Regions from separate parts of the Homo sapiens genome. Here region 2 is linked to region 1. A link is a loop called in an ENCODE intact Hi-C map of the cell type or tissue named here. Cell type or tissue: K562. All regions are shown on one strand. Each heading gives the region's core, and the rest is flanking DNA. Links, peaks and the distances in the headings are about the cores only.

Region 1 (2,909 bases), core at 185-2,684:
AATGCATTCACATGGTGTGTAGTTTTTGCTTTGATTCTTTCTGTCAGCACAATTACTGTGAGTTTAACCCATGCCGTCACATGGACCAACTGTTAGTTCCTTTTAATTGCTAAGTGAGAGTTGACGTTGGAGTTGATGGTGGTCCCAGGCTTCCAGCAGGTGCTGCAGATGCTCAGGGATGGGTGAGTCTCTTGGGAGAGGCAGGGCACAGATGGAGATGACGCATGCTGCTGGGTGAAGAGCAGTCACTGGGCCTGGCACCGAGGCAGCAAGCCAGGGTCCCCTCAGCCCCTGGACGGAAGCCCTTCAGCACCCGCGGCTGGGCAGGTGGCCTTGGCTGTCAGCCAGTGGTGGTGCTTCTCCTTGGTGCTCCTAAGCAGGTAAGGTTGTGTCTCAGAAGGGTGACTTTGGTAGTTCACAGAATGTTCTGGAAAGGTGAGTGACCAGCTACAGGAGGTCAGGCAGGAAGCTGTGGCAGCTGCTGAGACGAGAGGAGTGAGGGCCTGGACCACAGCCATGAGGAGGGAAAGAGGGAAGGGCCTGGGGAGGCAGACCCTGTTGGAAGGACCCCCCGGCCGCCGAGCCACTGCCTGAGCTGAGTGACAGGAGGTGGCAAGAGGCGGTTAGCGGGAGAATTAAAGACCCAGCTTGCTGGGAAACTGGCAATGCCAGCCACAGAAAGCGCAGCAGAAGCCATGCTCTGATGATGTGCCATGGGCAAGCGGCACCCGGCCTCAGTCCTGGAAAGCACATCATCAGGCTGCGGGTAGAGCAAGGCAGTGATGAACTGCAATGAGATTTCCACTTGATTTGGTCTCAGGAAGAGCCTGGACCTTGACCTCACGCTGAGTGACCCTCTGGCGGGTGCGGAGACTGCTGGTGGCTCATGAAAGCAGCTGGGTCTGGTGAGACCACAGGCAGAGCTGGTGCTCAGGCCCATTTCCAATGTCTATTATTTATTCCTATAAGGAAATATGTAGCAGTAGGAATTTTTTTCGGGTCTTTATGACACAGGTGATAGCAGTAGGATTTTGTTGGAAGGCCCCACAAGGGTCAGGATTTTACTATGAATATACTTATATAATGCCTCTCCCATGAGGGAGAAAAGAACATTGAACATAAGGAGCAAAAAAGTTTAATGACAAATGCAAGTTTTCTTTTCCCTCTTCATTGAGGATAAAAAATAAATTTTCCAAATCTTAACTATATTTTCCAGGAAAGTGTCTTTTATTCTGCGTTTTCTAGTTTGGAATTCAAGATGTAAGAAGCGGTGTTATTTCACCTTAAATCACTCCTATGAGCCTCTGGTAGACCTGGTGTTCACTGGAAACTGAAGTGTAAGCGACTGGAAACGGAGTGACCAACTCTTCCTGGTCTACCTTCCCAGCTTTAGCACTGACGGTCCCGTGCCCCGGAAACCCCTCAGTCTCAGGTGGCCTGGGATGGCTGCTGGCCCTGCTGGAAATCCCCAAGGCTGCAGCCACAGCAAGGCTAGAGACAGGAGCAGATAAGCGCGGCTGCTGCCAGCATGGGCTTGGGGACAAAGGGTGCAAGGACTGCCTTGCCTGCATGACTCTACCCGTGTGGCTTTGAACACGCTATCTCTCCTCTCTCAGACTCTCTTTCCACGGGAAAAAATAATAGAAACTACCATGCAGGGTCATCTGAGGGTGAAGTGAGAAGGTCTGTATCAAGGACTAACAAGGCACCTGTCATGTCACACCCAGCCAAAGGCACTAGAGGGAGAGCTCATACCAGCATGACACAGTCACATCCCAAAATGGCTCTTTCTTCTGCTGCACGGTTTCAATGGAAAGTCAAACTCGGAAACATTTACAAATGGGATCCGATTACAAATAGGACCTTGTAACACTCTAATACTTTAGGATATGGGCAGTAGAAAGAAAATTGATTTAAATAAAGTGAATTTCTTTGATTCATCAGAGGTATGTGAATTAGAGTTACAGGACTATTAATAAAACAATTCTATTCCTCAATCATAAGAATGTGTTTTGAAATCTTACCGTCTTCAGGAACAGTATAATTTGCATATTCTGGGAAATAGTCTTCAATTTTTGATTTCCCTGCCAAGACTTTTTCTGCCAGCATATCTTGTTTGTTCAAGAACAAGATGATAGAAATGGTCCGTAACCACCTAAAAAAGGAAAAATAAACATACAAATTTCACATACACTAGTACATGAAAGTGCCTCTAACATAGAAGTTGCTAAATTAAAAGAATACCATCGTCTTCCTAAAAATGTATAGGATTCAAGAAAGTTCAGTACACCAGTATCCTCATTCCATCTGTAAAGAATGATAAACAAATATAGGTACAGGTTGAGCATCCCTAATCCAAAAACACAAAATCCAAAATGCTTCAAAATCCAAAACTTTTTCAGCACTGACATGATGCTCGAAGGAAATGCTTGTCGGAGCATTTGACACTTTGCATTTTCATATTAGGGATGCTGGACTAGTAAGTATAATGCAACTATTCCAAAAAACAACAACAACAAGAAATCTTAAACACTTTTGGTCCCAAGCATTTCGGATAAGGGATACTCAATCTGTAGTTAAGCACTTTCTAATTCAGTCCCATGGGGGATATAGATTTATTGGAACCAAAGCTAAGATTTACTTATGTAATGAGTTCACTTGAATTTCTGTGGTGTAATTTACCAATAAAAGGTCGGAAAACTCACATTAGAAGTGAAAGTGTTAACAACAACAAAGTAATATATGACTCATTAGCTAATAACACAGAGCTTAACATGCAGCTGGCTTGGTTCTTCTTCCGCCTCCATCACTTCAAAGGAATCAAGCTAACTGATTAGTCTACAGGAATCTTACTATCAATTAATAACACAATTTGGCCACGTGTGGTGGCTCACGCCTGTAATCCCAGC
Region 2 (2,909 bases), core at 299-2,798, 170 kb before region 1:
TGGCAATACTTGTTACCAACACAAAATTGCACACGTCAGTGTCCGGAAGCATAACTCAGATTCCATCTTATACTTAGCCAAACCTGATTAAATGGTTTCCCAAAGTTACTGTTGTAGCCATACAAAGACAAAAACAACCTCTTGTCAAATCAGAAGAGCCACAGAAAACAAGAGAGTACCTCAAAGTCAACCAGTGACTGCTGAAAAACATCTATCCAGAAAAAAAAAAAAGAAAAAAAAAAACAGGCATGGCTTTGGGAAGAAGACATGAATTTGAGATCTAGCATGAGGAAGTATGGAGAGGGAAACTGGTCTAAAATACTGTTACATTATAAATTCACCACTGGCCAAGTGTCATGTGAAAAGACAGATGAAGGACTATGAAGAAATTAAAACTGATTTGCTCAGACAGTGAAGACTGAATGTGTTTGTAAAAGCTTCATACATGGACAGTTAAATATGTTGATCACTGCATTTTGTTTGTAACTTGCTGGTCATTGATGTTTCTTAAAACTGTTGTTTAAGGCATTACAGGTATTTTTCTGCAACAGTCAATATGAGGATTTGTACTACAAGAGATAAAATATATGCTATCATTGTTTTTTGTGTGTTTGTTTTTTGAGATGGAGTTTTGCTCTTGTCACCCAGGCTGGAGTCCAATGGCGCAATCTCAGCTCCTGCAGCCTTGGCCTCCTGGGTTCAAGAGGCTCTCCTGACTCATGCTCCTGAGTAGCTGGGACTACAGGCGTCTGCCACCACACCTGGCTAATTTTTGTATTTGCAGTAGAGATGGGGTTTCACTATGTTGGCCAGCCTGGTCTTGAACTCCTGACCTCAGGTGATTCGCCTGCCTCGGCCTCCCAAAGTGTTGGGATTACAAGTGTGAGCCAACGTGCCGGCCTATCAATGTATTCTTTAAGCATCTTTTTATTTTGATAAAATGTAAATTTGTTTAACCCTGCTGCATGCAATAACTCAGCCCCCAAATCCTGTTTCAATTTAAAAAACAAAAACAACACCCTCTTGTCAAAAACTTGATTAAACTCTGGGTGAACTAGTTTTCTCACTTTTTTTCTCATCAGGCTTAAATTTTTATTGCATATCCTTACTTTAGCCATGGACTGAGTTGGTATTTTTTGGTTATGCACTCACAGCACGGCACAACGCATGGAATAACGGCATGTGTTCCGTCACAGTCCCCGCTGTCCTGTGCCCCTGCCATTCGCGGATACAGCCGAGCCCCACGGTTAAGCTCCTCCCGACCCAGGGACAAATGGCCTCGCCCAAGGGCGCAGGACGAGTCCCAAGCCCAAGCCATTCTGCAGGGCCCTGACCAGAGGGCGTCTGCGGCCTCGCGTGCTGCGCAGTTCTTCCGCTCGGACAGCAGGGGGCGCGCTGCCCTTGGCAAAGAAAGCCTCCGCGCCCAGCGACCAGCACCCAGCGCCCGCCTATACCGCCGCGCGGGCCGGTACCGGGTCAGGGCGGCGCGGAGCGTGGGTTGCAGAGACAACCCCAAGTGGTGGCTGGTCCCGGCGAGTCTGTTCCCGTTGTGCTGTCGCCTCGCAGCCCAGGGCTCCCTGAGAGTGAGGAGAAAGCTCAGGCTCCCAGGGCGGGCCCGCTTGGTCCCGGGAACTCGGGAGTCACCGCCGTCAGTGTGACCGGGTCCGAGAGCGCGGGTCGTTGGAGCGCAGTGTGGCCGCCGCGTGGGGACGTCTTGGGGGAGGTGATGGCGACGCTGGGGGCCGACCCGGGGCACCGCGTGGTCCCAGACAGCTGCGCCCATCAGGGCAGACGGGCGCCCCAGCCCCTCAGTCCAGCCCGGGCCCATCCTGCTCCGGGCTGCGGGGACTGGGGGCGGGCCGCCCGGGGGCGGCCTGGGGCCTTGGAGATGTGACCCAGGTGACACGGACTCTGGGACCACCTGCCTCTCACACCGGGGTGCCCGAGTGCCCTCATGATTTGAAGAAGAGGGAGACAGAGTCGGAGCCCAAAGCATCTAAAGGCCGCGCTGGCAGCACGCACCCACCGGGAGGAGATGACGAAGCCGCCCTCGCGTCTGAAAGCGCCTTCCTTCTACGCGTGCAGGGACGCGCCTGGCAGCGGCCCACCCTGAGGCTGCAGGACAGGAACCGGTCCCCCGGATTCCTCTTCCTCAGGAGCCCTTACAGAGTCCACACAGCCGGCTGCGAGGGAGGACAGAGCCCACTCACATCTCCACGTGTGGAGGCCGCCTGGCCTGGAAGCTCATTCCCTGCAGAAACCAGTCTCTCCAGGAGCCCCAGGGTGCCCCTAGCAGGAATCACCACACCCATAGCATAGCTCTCTTCCATTACTTAGTGATGGCGCCTCCCAAATCAGCTTCCCCCTGCCAGCCAGGAGCTGTTTTCGCCATAGGCACTATTGCCTAGTAGGCAGCTGGGACATTCCACCTTCGCCTTCTGCCAGGAGAACAGGTAGAAGGCCAACTGCATTTAGTTCAAATAATGCAAAAAGGGAAACATTGTTAAACTTTTGCATACGAATATTGATTTTATTAAAATCTGGAGATATCTTTTTTGAGACGGAGTTTCACTCTTGTTGCCCAGGCTGGAGTGCAGTGGTGTGATCTCGACTCACTGCAACCTGCGCCTCCCAGGTTCAAGCGATTCTCCTGCCTCAGCCTCCCAAGCAGTTGGTATTACACGCGTGGGCCACCATGCCCGGCTAATATTTTTGCATTTTTAGTAGAGACGGGGCTTCACCATGTTGGTCAGGCTGGTCTCAAACTCCTGACCTCAGGTGATCCACCTGCCTTGGCCTCCCAAAGTGCTGGGATTACAAGCATGAGCCACCTCACCCGGCCTAAAATCTGGAGATATCAAACCTAAATATATATTCCCTTCTTTTACAAAGTGAAAAAAAAAAACACA

What was found. A loop is a pair of places that touch in the nucleus more often than their neighbours do. Peaks named below come from ENCODE experiments on the same cell type or tissue, not always from the same donor. Only the 100,000 strongest peaks of a DNase experiment are listed, where the experiment ranks them.
Region 2: it touches region 1 in a loop (16-fold over the local background); 2 of 110 quality-filtered maps call a loop at or near these places.

The regions. Positions count from the first base shown.
Region 1 is chr18:11,871,514-11,874,422 of GRCh38, reverse strand. It overlaps GNAL (G protein subunit alpha L), which reads right to left. Exons shown (of 12, transcript NM_182978.4): 10 at 2,025-2,155. Among named protein-coding and RNA genes, the nearest start is that of CHMP1B, 22 kb to the right of the region's middle. In K562, for the core only: a CTCF peak has its summit at 1,728; a DNase peak (open chromatin) is centred at 1,722; H3K27me3 peaks cover 1,384 bases.
Region 2 is chr18:12,037,608-12,040,516 of GRCh38, reverse strand. No RefSeq gene overlaps it. Among named protein-coding and RNA genes, the nearest start is that of ANKRD62, 55 kb to the left of the region's middle. RefSeq lists silencers at 1,351-1,420, 1,801-1,870 and an enhancer at 1,818-2,319. In K562, for the core only: a CTCF peak has its summit at 1,385 (motif pointing right); a DNase peak (open chromatin) is centred at 1,366; H3K4me3 peaks cover 416 bases; H3K27me3 peaks cover 1,004 bases.